3 separate regions of the Homo sapiens genome follow, and regions 2 and 3 are each linked to region 1. Evidence: read pairs that join two places in POLR2A ChIA-PET (ENCODE). Cell type or tissue: Caco-2. All regions are shown on one strand. Region 1 has its middle 22 kb from the start of GOLGA4. Region 2 overlaps LRRFIP2 (LRR binding FLII interacting protein 2). Region 3 overlaps EPM2AIP1 (EPM2A interacting protein 1).

Region 1 (4,000 bases):
ATCTTGACATCACTGAGAGTTTTAGAGCAAAGCAGCATACGTGTGGCAACATGATCACATTCTTCATCCCTTCTGCCAAGAGACTGGTAATGAAGGGACTGAAGGTGAATTTTTAGTTTTCAGCTTAAGTGAGTGGTTCTCCAGCATTACTGAGTAGAAAAACCATCTGCAGGTGATTCTTTTTTTTTTTTTTTTTTTTTTTTGAGACAGAGTCTCAGGCTAGAGTGCAGGAGCGTGATCTTGGCTCACTGCAACCTCTGCCTCCTGGGTTCAAGCAATTCTCTTTCATCAGCCTCCTGAGTAGCTGGATTACAGGCGTGCACCCACACCCAGCTAATTTTTTTATACTTTTAGTAGAGATAGGGTTTCGCCATATTGGCCAGGCTGGTCTCGAACCCCTGACCTCAAGGGATCTGCTCACCTTGGCCTCCCAAGTGCTAGGATTACAGGCATGAGCCAATGTGCCTGGCCAGGTGATTCTAACTCAAAAGGTCTCTCTCTTTCCTTCCCTTCCTTCCTTCCGAAAAATCTCTTTTATTTTTATTTTTATTTTTATTTTTGGCTTCCCAGAAAGTATTTCACCAACAAGTATCTTTTAAGCTCCTGACATGTATCAGACAATGCTTTGGGCCTCAGAATCTGCATGTTAACAAGCCCCCTAAATGATCTTCGGGTAGGTGGTTCAAAGAACACATTGTACAAGCTGGCCTAAAGAAACGTGTAATTGATACTGTGGTTATCTTTTAATTTTTTTTTAATTTTCTTTTTTTATAAAATAGAGGTGAGGTTTTACCATACTGCCCAGGATGGTCTTGAACTCCTGGGTTCAAGCAATCCGCCCGCCTTAGCCTCCCAAAGTGCTGGGATTACAGGCATGAGAAACTGTGACCAGCCGATACTGTGGTTACCAAACACTCATTTTATCCAGCTTCCCAACCCCTACAACAGATGGTATGTTGTGTTTAGGTACCCACCCTTCTCTGCTCAACCATGTGCTTCAGGAGAGGCTGGCCACAGACCCAGGGAGTAGATCCTGATTGTTCAAAGGCAATCATGGTCTTCCCATTTCCCTTTGCAGGGACTGGTTTAGACAAGGCCATGCGATGCAGCTCTGACCAGTAAATGGAGGATAAATCTGCAGGGGGTTTCTGGGAAAGATTTTCTTGCTCCTAATAAAAGACATACAAGAAAAGATGGTCTTTTCTTATTCTGAGTATGGTTGTATCCAGATATGAAGGCTGGCACTAGGGCAGTCACCTTGCAACAAGAAGGGGAAAGCTAGCCCCCAAATGAAGCCTGCCCAGCAGAATGACAGAGCAGCAAGATGGAAAGAACTTGGTTCTTGAAAGTGTCATTGAGCCATGGAATTACCCAACCCTGGAGCTGTCCTATTCTTGGACTCGTAGGTGCAGAATAACACATTTCTTTGTTTAAGACAGTTGGGCTTGGGACTCTTTTATACCTTCTGCTAAAAACATTCTGACTGGCATTGAATTTTTATGTGCACTTTTGATTCAAGGTTTAAGCTTTCTGTAATTCACTGTTAAATAATTGTAACACAGTGTCTCAGGTGGGTTCCCTAGAAGTTGAGTCTGAGACAGGGATTTGAGTGCACATGATTTATTGAGGTCATGCTCTCAGGAGATTAGTAAAGCAGGAGGTGAAATAGAGAAGGAAAAAGGAAAGAGATGAGCAAGGATGTGGTTGCATGCAAAGTCTAGCTTTGGACTGATCCATGGGCGGTTCTGGAGCTGTATTGTTCAGTATGGCAGCCATTAGCCACATGTAGCTATTTAAATTTAAATTAATTAAAAGGAGTTAAAATTTAAAGCTCAGTTCTTTAGTCACATGCCAAGTGCTCAGTGACTACAGAAGCTCATAGGTAAAGTCGTTAGCCACATCAGTCATAGCAGCCCCAAACTCACCATCAGGTAAAGGTATCTGGAGAGAGTACCAATTGTGACTACTACCCATGGTATGTAAGTAGACATGAGCTGCATGCAATGCTATTGGCAGAGAGGTTAGATAACACTCCTTTTTTGCTAATCCACGTTGGGAATTTAGAATCTCCTGAGATTGCTCCTAAGGAGCACCTTTATTTCTTAACAATCCCTAGAGTTCAGACACATACCAACTATATAAACATATCTGATAGGTGAGTCACTCCAGTGATGCTCAGATTGCAGACAATGGAGGCTCAGAGAGCAGGCTCAAAGGGAGAAAGGGACTTGGTGCAATGAGTAAGAACTAGAAAAAAGTGCCTGAATGTCAAAGAGAACTGGTGGGGACAGAGGTCTGACTCTGGACAGAACTTGAAGCTGCCACTGGAACTGTCTCATCCAGCCACTGTGTCATACAAAAAAGAAAGAAGAGGGTTTATATTTTCACTTTTTCACTACGTTCATCTCACTTTTTTTTTTTTTTTTTTTTGAGTCAAGGTCTTACTCTGTCACCCAGGCTGGAGTGCAGTGGTGCAGTCTCAGAATCCAGATCGCTGCAACCTCCCTATCCCAGGCTCAAGCGATTCTCCTGCCTCAGCCTCCCGAGTAGCTAGAACCACAGACACGTACCACCACACCAGGCTAATTTTTTGTATTTTTTGTAGAGGGGGGGCGTCTCACCATGTTGCCCAGGGTGGTCTCAAACTCCTGGACTCAAGTGGTCTACTTGCCTTGGCCTCCCAAAGTGCTGGGATTACAGGCGTGAACCACTGTGCCCGGGGTGGCCTGTAATCTGGCACGGTTTGAAATCCAACCACCTTGCCCATCTCACTTCTATAATATGTTTTCCTATGTTTTATGTCTGTCTACTCTTTGGTTATCTCTTCATATGACACCAACTTTGTAACGCCATCTTCTAGAAAGAGAATAGAAGGTAATTCAGTCTTTCCTCTTACATGGTTGACCACAATTTGTTTTTGGTTATTGCTACTTTATTTTAATTTTATTTATTTTTTTATGACTTCAAAAAATTTTTGTGGGTACATCGTAGCTGTATATATTTATGGGGTACATGAGATGTTTTGATACAGGCGTGCGATGTGAAATAAGCACATCATGGGGAATGGGGTATCCATTCCCTCAAGCATTTATCCTTTGAGTTACAAACAATCCAATTATAGTCTTAAAATATACAATTAAGTTATTATTGACTATAGTCACCTTATTGTGCTATCAATAGTATTTATTTTTATTTTTTTGAGACAGGGTCTTGCTCTGTTGCCCAGGCTAGAGTGCAGTGATGCAATCATAGGTGCAACCTTGACCTCCTGGGCTCAAGTGATCCTCTTGCCTCAGCCTTCCAAGTAGCTGGGACTACAAGTGTGCACCATCACGGCCATCTAATTTTTTTATTTTTTGTAGAGATGGGGTCTCGCTTTGTTGCCCAGGCTGGTCTCAAACTCCTGGGTTCAACTGATCCTCCCACTTTGCCTTCCAAAGTGCTGGGATTACAGGCTTGAGCCACTGCGCCCTGTCTATTATTGCTACTTTAGAAATATTTCCTTTTGCTTCACAACTTACTATGGGAAATGCCTAATCTTTACCTTCCTTCTCAGTCCTTTGATCAGGACTTCCCTCAGTCCCTTCTTGTCTGGAGGGAAGTCCTCAGATTTCATAGCCATGGCCTCCCAGTAGCTGCTACCAGAGCAACAGCTGCTGGTTCAGCTCAGGTCAGGTCCTCACTGCCCTGTTCCATCACTGGTTTGGTCCTGGGGGGTAAGCAGGAGGGGGTTGGGGGTGCAGGAGAAGTAACTATGAGCCTGAGTCATAGTCACCCTTGAGCAGGAAGCAGAGGAGCTTCTCATTCAGATTCTTCTCCTTGAGGTCAAAGATAGAATCCAGAGGCTAAACCACATAACCCCTCAGGGCACACCAGCCCAACTTCCAACTGCTGACACCTGCAACTTTGGCTAAGGGCTGTTCTCTGGTCACTGAAGCCCACTTTGCTCACCTGTGTGGCAAGCTGCAGATGTCCAGGAATTACTGTTCCTCCCCACAGC
Region 2 (4,000 bases), 100 kb before region 1:
CTAAAGAAAAAAATTACTATTCATGCCACAACCACAAAACATTAGCTTTTTGCTTTGTTAGTCACACATTTTCCCCAAAAGTTCATAACAAAGCCATGAAAGTTAGTCATATTCTATAATTAGCATCAACAGATGTTTATAAAGTAAAATTCCACATATAACACAAAGTCATGTGCTACATACTAATGATGAAAGTCTTGATGATCTATCCTTGAACATATCATACTGGGTTTCAGCAAAACATGAAAGTTGGTTTGTTTCCAAATTCAGAAATATAAAGAAGAGAAGAAGTAATATTTGAGGTTATTTTAAAAATCCAGCACTATTTTAAAATAAAAAATTATTAAACATGAAAGCTAATCCAGTTGAATTAAAAAATATTCTTCCTCCTACTTTTTCCTAGTATAAAGTATTGCTAAACTGTATGTATATTCAAAACTGTATGTTTATTTTTCTTTTAAACAACAAAATTCATAATCAGTAATAGTGATATGATTCAATCTCAGTACACTATAGCACAAAACATCCTAAGGGAGCCTTTAAATACAAGAATTAAGCATTCTAAAGTCAAAAATGCTTTTTAAGAAAATTATTATCACTTTTAACATCATTTCCTATTGTTTGAAAAATGGCAAAAGCAAAGGATGAACAGGCAATGAGGCAAGCTGACATAACAAGCATGGTCAAGCTTACAAAAGAACAATTGCAGCACCAAGATGGGGAACATTCCCTTGGATCTGCTTGTGAACAAACACCTAAGAATGTCCTTCCTCAAGAAAATGCCGATTTCTCATTTTGAGAAATCTGGTCAATGTGTGAACTGCACAGTATACATACAGGTGTGACACTGAATATAAATCAAAGAAAAATATACAAAACTCGTAAGACCAGAACACCCACATTTCATGTAGGATCCTTTTTAAAAGTAAGATATGTAATACCACATTTCAAATCCAGGGAAGAAAAACTAAATAGTAACTACATAGATTTATGGTTTTCACACATCGTTTCTTAAGCATTCTAGTTTATATTTTTAAGCTGTCTACCCAGAAAGTCATATACAAAACAAATAAAAGCAATGAACAAGTTCCTCAGGTAGTTTAAATACTAATTGTTTGATAAAAATATCTTTCTTTTCCAACTCTTATATTCATTTAAAATTTTAAGCAATACTATTCAAAAACCCAATCTAAAGTAACGTTTTCATAAGGATAGGTTGCAATTCATCAGTAGTTCATAAAATCAACTTAGTAGGGTCAACCAGCTTTTTTTGAGACAGGGTTTCACTCTTTTGCCCAGGTTGGAGTACAATAGCTTGATCATAGTTCACCGCAACATCGAACTCCTGGGTTCAAGTGATCCTCCCACTTCAGGCTCCCAAGTACCTGGAACTACAGAACTACAGGAACATGCCACCATACTTACCTAATTTTTTTTTTTTTAATTTTAGGAGATGGGGTCTTGCTATGTTGCCCAGGTTGGTCTTGAACTCCTGGGCTCAAGCAATTCTCCTACCTCAGCCTTCCAAAGGGCTGGGATTACAGGCAGAGGCCACCGTACCCTGCCCTCAACCAGCATTTTAAAAACTAAACTAGAAGAGAAAATATTAGAGGGTGTTGTGCAAAGTAAGTGCAAATATTATTTTGTGAAACTTTTGTTTCAATAATGTATTTTCTATACTTTTACATATATACAAATCCACATGCATGAATCTTCATGTGTATACTGACTTATGGTGTAAAATGTATTTCTTGTTGTAGAGATCACAATTTTTAAAAAGCTTAAAATATATTAGAAAATCAAAGTATATAATCTAGTTCTAATAAGACATTAAAATAATAGTTCAGTCAGAATAAAGCCCTTCCATTCATGCCTAATGAAATGGTCATTTACAAAAAACATTGCAGAAACCTCAAAAAATAAATTCCATAAGTATCAGACTAAGTGGTACCATTTTACCACTGGTATAAATTCATTGAAAATGTTATTGTAATAAATACCAATTTTATTGGAGCAAAATATCTGTACCGCATGCTTTTCTTATATTATCCTGAAACTAACAGAAAACACAATAAAAAATATTATTATTGCATGTGTAACAAAATCTTGTTACAAAATTTTCTAAAATGCGTAATAGTATGCATTTAAACTGTGTAGTAGTAAAATGTCACTTACCATGGAGAGACACTTCCCCAAAAATAAAGTTGCTTCTCTATAGAAATTTCTAAATTAAAAAAAATCTAACCCTTTTGTTTAAAAAAAAAAAAAAAACCTCCATGACCAAAACATATTACTCAAGTCACACATTCTAGCAGATAAGCTATTCCATCCTCCAAATAAGGTAAGTTCATGGAAAAGAGTAGCTGTCTTTCCTCTTATCATCCTCTCTATAGCACCAGTGGCATTTTACACAGGCATAGGATTTAACAAGCCAAACTGGAAATAACCTGTTTCAATTTTCCTTTTCCAAAATATAATGTAGAATTCAGCTGGTTTAAAAAAAAATGTTGAATCTATCTGGTAGGAAAATCCATAATTTGGGCATACCAATTTCTACTAGAACAATGGGCAAACAAAAAAAGTCACCCCAATAAGTAAAAGTTGGCCTTTATATTGTTGTAAAGAAAAGAAAGATTCATCAAAGGAGGTAAAAGTGAAAATAGTAAGGGCTCATTTCCAAATTTTTGATGCTATAACCATAGAGAAAAAAGAAAATTTTTTTTAACTTTAAAAGTTAAAAAAAAATCCAAAATTTGCTATTGTAATCTTTTAAAGAAATTTTAACTGTCAAACTTGCCTGAAAGTTTTCATTAGGAAACAAACTAGAAAGAAAGTACATACAGTGAACAAAGTTCAGCAAGTGTCAATCTCTATTAGAATGTACCTATTACTCAAATATCAAGGACACTGAAAGTCAAAAGTGAATGCATAACACTAATACCACACATTTTCCTGGGCTACACACCATAGTGTCTTTCCTTTTGGGTGTACTGGCTCTACTCCAAAGTGTCCCAGTTATATCCTTTGATGGGTTCTTCAATAGAATTAAACAGTGTAATAGTAAATAATAAAACACAAAATTGTAAGTATATTTTAAAAATTAAATTCATTAAAATTATACCAAGGCTACTGGTATATAAATAGTAACTAAATACATGCAACAGTAAAAATCTCCACCAATGAGAAAAGGCAATGTATCCCTACTGCTCTGATTCAATCAAGATCACTTTTTCTTCGTTTTTATGCTGTGGCACAATCAACGCTCACTGCAGCCTCGACTTCCCGGACAGCTCCCACCTCAGCCTCCCAACTGGCTGAGACCACAGGCATGCAGCACCACACCCAGCTAATTTATTTTATTTGTATTTATTTATTTTTAGTAGATACAAGGTCTCACTACTTTGCCCAGGCTGATCTCAAACTCCTGGGTGATTCTGCTGCATCAGCCTCCCAAAGTGCTGGGATGAAAGGCGTGAGCCACCGTGCCTGGCCAAGATCACTTCATTTTCTAATTTTGGATCTTTACCTTACTGTCTTCTTGTATTTCAATGTATAAAGCAATGACCAAGCAGCTACTAATGTTCTGCACTATTAATAATCCAATCATTATACAAAACTAATAGACACAGATTGTTTCAATTCTAAATTCCTAACTTTGATTTAATCTTCCCTCCCCCAATCCTACCATTCACAGTCTTGAACTACCTTTGCTGTTTTTATTTTTATACATAATGTCTATAGCACTGACACCAACATTTCCAGCCCATATAGCTTCTGGTAAGCCACCTTTCAAAAAGATAGTATATGAAAGTTAATTGGACAAAAGGAGAAACCTAAAGTCCTAAGAATGCAGCATAAGACCATAAATATATCCACCTCACATTCAGGTACTGCTAATGTTCAAACATCAAATACTACGTTCAAAAAGTATTAGACCTCTTAGTACACGGCCTTAAGTTTTTAAAAATAACTGGCTGAGAAATGCATAACTCCAAAATTA
Region 3 (4,000 bases), 230 kb before region 1:
GAGCCACCGCGCCTGGCCTAATTTATATTTTAAAATAAGGATCACTCTGAATGCTATGTAGAGAATAAACTATATGAGGAAAATATAGAAGCAGGGTACATACCAAAGAGTATGCCAAGAATGGGTGCACATGCTCACTGAAAGACAGATGTGATCATTTTCATAGTAACTTTATTCATAATGACCACAAGCTGGAAACAACCTAAATTTCTATCAACGGTAGAATGGGTAAGTTGTGATGTAGTCACACAATGGAATACTACACAGAAGTAAAACATGAACTGCTACTACATATAACATGGATTACTCTCACAGATACAATGTTGAACAAGACACGGAAGAGTGCATATAATTATTTCACTTACATAAAGTTTTAAAACAGGCAAAACTAATCCGTGGTGATAAAAGGGGTTGGTGGGGGCCTGGGGAACATAAGGACACCTACTGAAGTGCTAGAAATATTCTATATTTTGACCTGGGTGGTGCATTCAAGGGCATATATAAAAACCCACTGAGGTGTACACTTAATATCGGTACACTTTTAAATTTTACCTCAGTAACAAGTTGAAAATATATTGGAAGAAAGCATATAAATGAAGATGTTAATCAGTGGTGTTGTCTTCCAAATATTTCTGGTTTTTCTCCCAGGTATATGCAAGGATCACACTCCTCCTAGAACTTTAATGTGGCTATGTGATTTGCTTTGGCCAATGAAAGTCCTTTAAGAGTCCTTAAGTGATTTGCCATACTCTTTTTTCATTTCCCAAAGTTAGCACCCACACTCCTGATGGTATCTGCTTTGTCAGCCTGAGACCCAGAATGAAGGCAACTTAGAGCACAAATTGGTGAACTTTCTCTGTAAAGGGCCACAGAATAAGTATTTTAGGTTTTGTGAGATGTACACACTCTGTAGCAACTACTCAGCTGTGCCATTGTAGAACCAAAGTAGCCACAGATAATAAATAAATGGACAAGGCTATATTCCAGTAAAACTTTATTTAGATAAATAAGGAGCTAGACAGATTTTGCCCATGGACCATAGTTTGATCATGGCCAACCTATGATCTAAACCAAAGTCCCTAGGCAAGTTGCAATAGAAAAGTTGTGTGAGACAGTGAGATTTTGCCTTTGTTATTCAATGGCAAGCTAGCCCATGCTGACACAGAAATTGGTCCCTTGTTTTTTAAAATGCTAAAATACTGAACACTGGCTTAATGGTTAGCTGGCAGGCATTCAGGAAATTGCTATCAGAAGATGGAAGAAATAACTTACACAAGGGTAATTTATATTATGGAAAGGTGAAACTGCCCCTTGAGATAACCTGAAAGGCAGATCATCTACCCTTTACTAAAGAAAAAGACAGAAAAACAAAATATTTTGTAGTTGCTGTTCACTGCACTTGACAAAACGTACAGAAGAGATGAACTCAGAAAAGACTGGTCAGTTTGCAGGCAAAAATGAAAAGGAAGAGAATTCAAATTCAAGTACTTACTGGGTAGGATGAGGCAACATTTTAATATCAAAAAGAAAGATAAAAATGGGAAATCCTTTTACAAATAAATAAAAAGAGAAATCCTTTAGCCAAAAGGTTGATTAAAAGCCAGTTTTGCCGCCGGGTGCAGAGGCTCACACGTATAACACCAACATTTTGGGAGCCCGAGGCGGGCGGACTGCTTGAGTCCAGGAATTCGAGACTAGCCTGGGGAATACAGCAAGACCCTGTCTCCACATAAAAATACAAAAATTAGCTGGGTGTACTCGTGTATACCTGTATTCCCAGCTACTTAGGAGGCTGCAGTGGGAGAATTGCTTGAGCCAGGAAGGCAGAGATTGCATTGAGCTGAGATTGTACCTCTGCACTCCAGCCTGGGTGACAAAGTGAGACCCCGCCTCAAAAAAAAAAAAAAAAAAAAAAGCCAGTTTTGCAGCAAGCACCAAATCACTGGATGACTATGACACCTACTGTTAAGATCTCTGAATGACTTAATATGCCTCAGACTAAAACTCCAACTAAGATTATACTAGTTAATCCCATAAATTGGTCAAAATGGCTTAAGGAAACAGACTAAGGGTGTGGCTTTCCCACCTAAGCCTGAAAAGCCTCAGTTACCCAGAAATTAAGTTCAGAGAGGCATGGGAACAAGAAGGCAAAGGAATACAGCAAACTTTAGAAGTATACATTAACTAGATGTCACTTTTGGGTCATCTCCCTTTGGGTGATAAGGACATTCTGCAGGTGTAAAAACAAGTGAACTGAATATATAGTGACCAGAAGGGCTGAGTCAGTCTTCTACTTTGTTAAATTTACTTACTTTTAAATCCCAGAAGAGCCAAAAATCATCTGTAAAGGAAAGTAGCAAGTAAATAGCATGCCATTTTCTCCTAGTGTTGATGCCTACAAAAGGAAAAATGATTATTAACTCTTAGGCGGCATTATCTTTTTCCAATACTAAATGTAACATTTAGTAAAAACATATTGTTTTAGTTCACTAAGTAGTTGTCTAATCTTTTCCCTCTATATGTAGGTTCCTTTGGAAATTTAAAAAAAAAAAAAAAATATATATATATATATGACACTGTTTACAAAGGGTAAAAAAAAATAAGATTCTATACATGGATATGCAAACTTAATATTACATAGTGGATTTGGTGTGTATATTTGGTTTTGAATCCTGAGTTTACTACTTACTGTGTTTACCAGGGAAAACCGCAATTTGTTATCCTTCTCTCCTTTCATACAACAGAGAAAACCACAATTTGTTTAACAGTCACATAATACATATTTAAGTCACATGCTAAGCACTACACTAAATTCTGAGAATACAACGAGGTCCCTAGTTACAAAGAACTTGTCTTCATTTTTCAATTAGTAATATGTGGATAAAAGTTACCCAATGGACAGTCTAAGGCAGAATGACTGTGAAGGTCAAATAAGACTGTGAAAGAGCTTCAAAAATTGTAAAACACTACACAAATATTCGTTTGTCCAAACATTTATTGAAATGCCAGGCATTGTGCTAAGCACTAGAGATATAACAGTGAACAAGGCTTATATGGTCCCTGCCCTTACAAAGCTTACAGTCTAGCAGTGATCAATAAGCAGTAACAATAAAGTGTGCCAAGTGTATGTCTGGGAAAGAACAGGGTGTATAGGGAATGGATAGTAAGGGCACCTAATCTAGAGGGCATCAATGAAGGTTTCCTAGATGAAGTGGCATACTGAGACCTTAAAGATGAAGATAAATTTGTATTGTACCCTAAGAGCAATGGTGAAAGCAATGCAGTGACATGATCAGTAAGTCTTTTGGAGCAATTTGGTTGTAGTGTAGAAAGGAATAAAAATAAAAAACAGGGAGACTAATAAGGAGGCTGTTGCTATAATTTAGGTAGGTTGATGGCCTGAATTAAAATGGCAGCATTGGAGAATTGGTAAAAAGGACAAATGAATGGTTGGTAGTGGTAATGCCATTTAGTCAAAGAGGAAACATGAGAGGAGGAGCAGGATTGGGGGCAAGATCAATGACATGTAGTGCCTGAGACAGCAAAGAGCATTTGTTAGCAATTAGATACATCAATTAGGGAAGATCTAGAAAGGAGATATGAATCTGACAGTCATTTGCATATAAATGGTAAGGAAACCATGGAAGGAAATGAGATCAGCTAGCGAGCTGACACAGAACAAGGCAGTCTAAAACAAATTTTTTTAAAAATACGAAGAACAGATATTGAAGGGAAGAGGTGCCTGCAAAGACTAAGAAAGCACACCTGGAGATGGTATCTCCTCAAAGCTAAAGTCATCAAGTGTTCAAGTGTTTCAAGGAGGGTAAGACTATTAACAAGGACTTAGCATAGTAGAGCAATTTGAGTGGCAATACGGGACACTGGGAATACAAATCTGTCAAGAAAACTAGTAGGAATGAGCTATAGGACAGTAACTGGTAAGGACCTAATAATTTTTTTTTTAATGTACGTATTTTAACTATATTCACTGCTACAACAG

Evidence for each region. Peaks named below come from ENCODE experiments on the same cell type or tissue, not always from the same donor. Only the 100,000 strongest peaks of a DNase experiment are listed, where the experiment ranks them.
Region 2: POLR2A ChIA-PET joins it to region 1 with 5 read pairs; 5 of 35 experiments call an interaction of 5 or more read pairs at or near these places.
Region 3: POLR2A ChIA-PET joins it to region 1 with 10 read pairs; 15 of 35 experiments call an interaction of 5 or more read pairs at or near these places.

What each region holds. Positions count from the first base shown.
Region 1 is chr3:37,219,488-37,223,487 of GRCh38, forward strand. No RefSeq gene overlaps it. Among named protein-coding and RNA genes, the nearest start is that of GOLGA4, 22 kb to the right of the region's middle. In Caco-2, no CTCF peak of the experiment used is centred here; DNase peaks (open chromatin) are centred at 2,194 and 3,834.
Region 2 is chr3:37,114,871-37,118,870 of GRCh38, forward strand. It overlaps LRRFIP2 (LRR binding FLII interacting protein 2), which reads right to left. Exons shown (of 28, transcript NM_006309.4): 7 at 184-225. Among named protein-coding and RNA genes, the nearest start is that of LRRFIP2, 58 kb to the right of the region's middle. In Caco-2, no CTCF peak of the experiment used is centred here; no DNase peak of the experiment used is centred here.
Region 3 is chr3:36,984,889-36,988,888 of GRCh38, forward strand. It overlaps EPM2AIP1 (EPM2A interacting protein 1), which reads right to left. Exons shown (of 1, transcript NM_014805.4): 1 at 155-4,000. Among named protein-coding and RNA genes, the nearest start is that of EPM2AIP1, 6.2 kb to the right of the region's middle. In Caco-2, no CTCF peak of the experiment used is centred here; no DNase peak of the experiment used is centred here.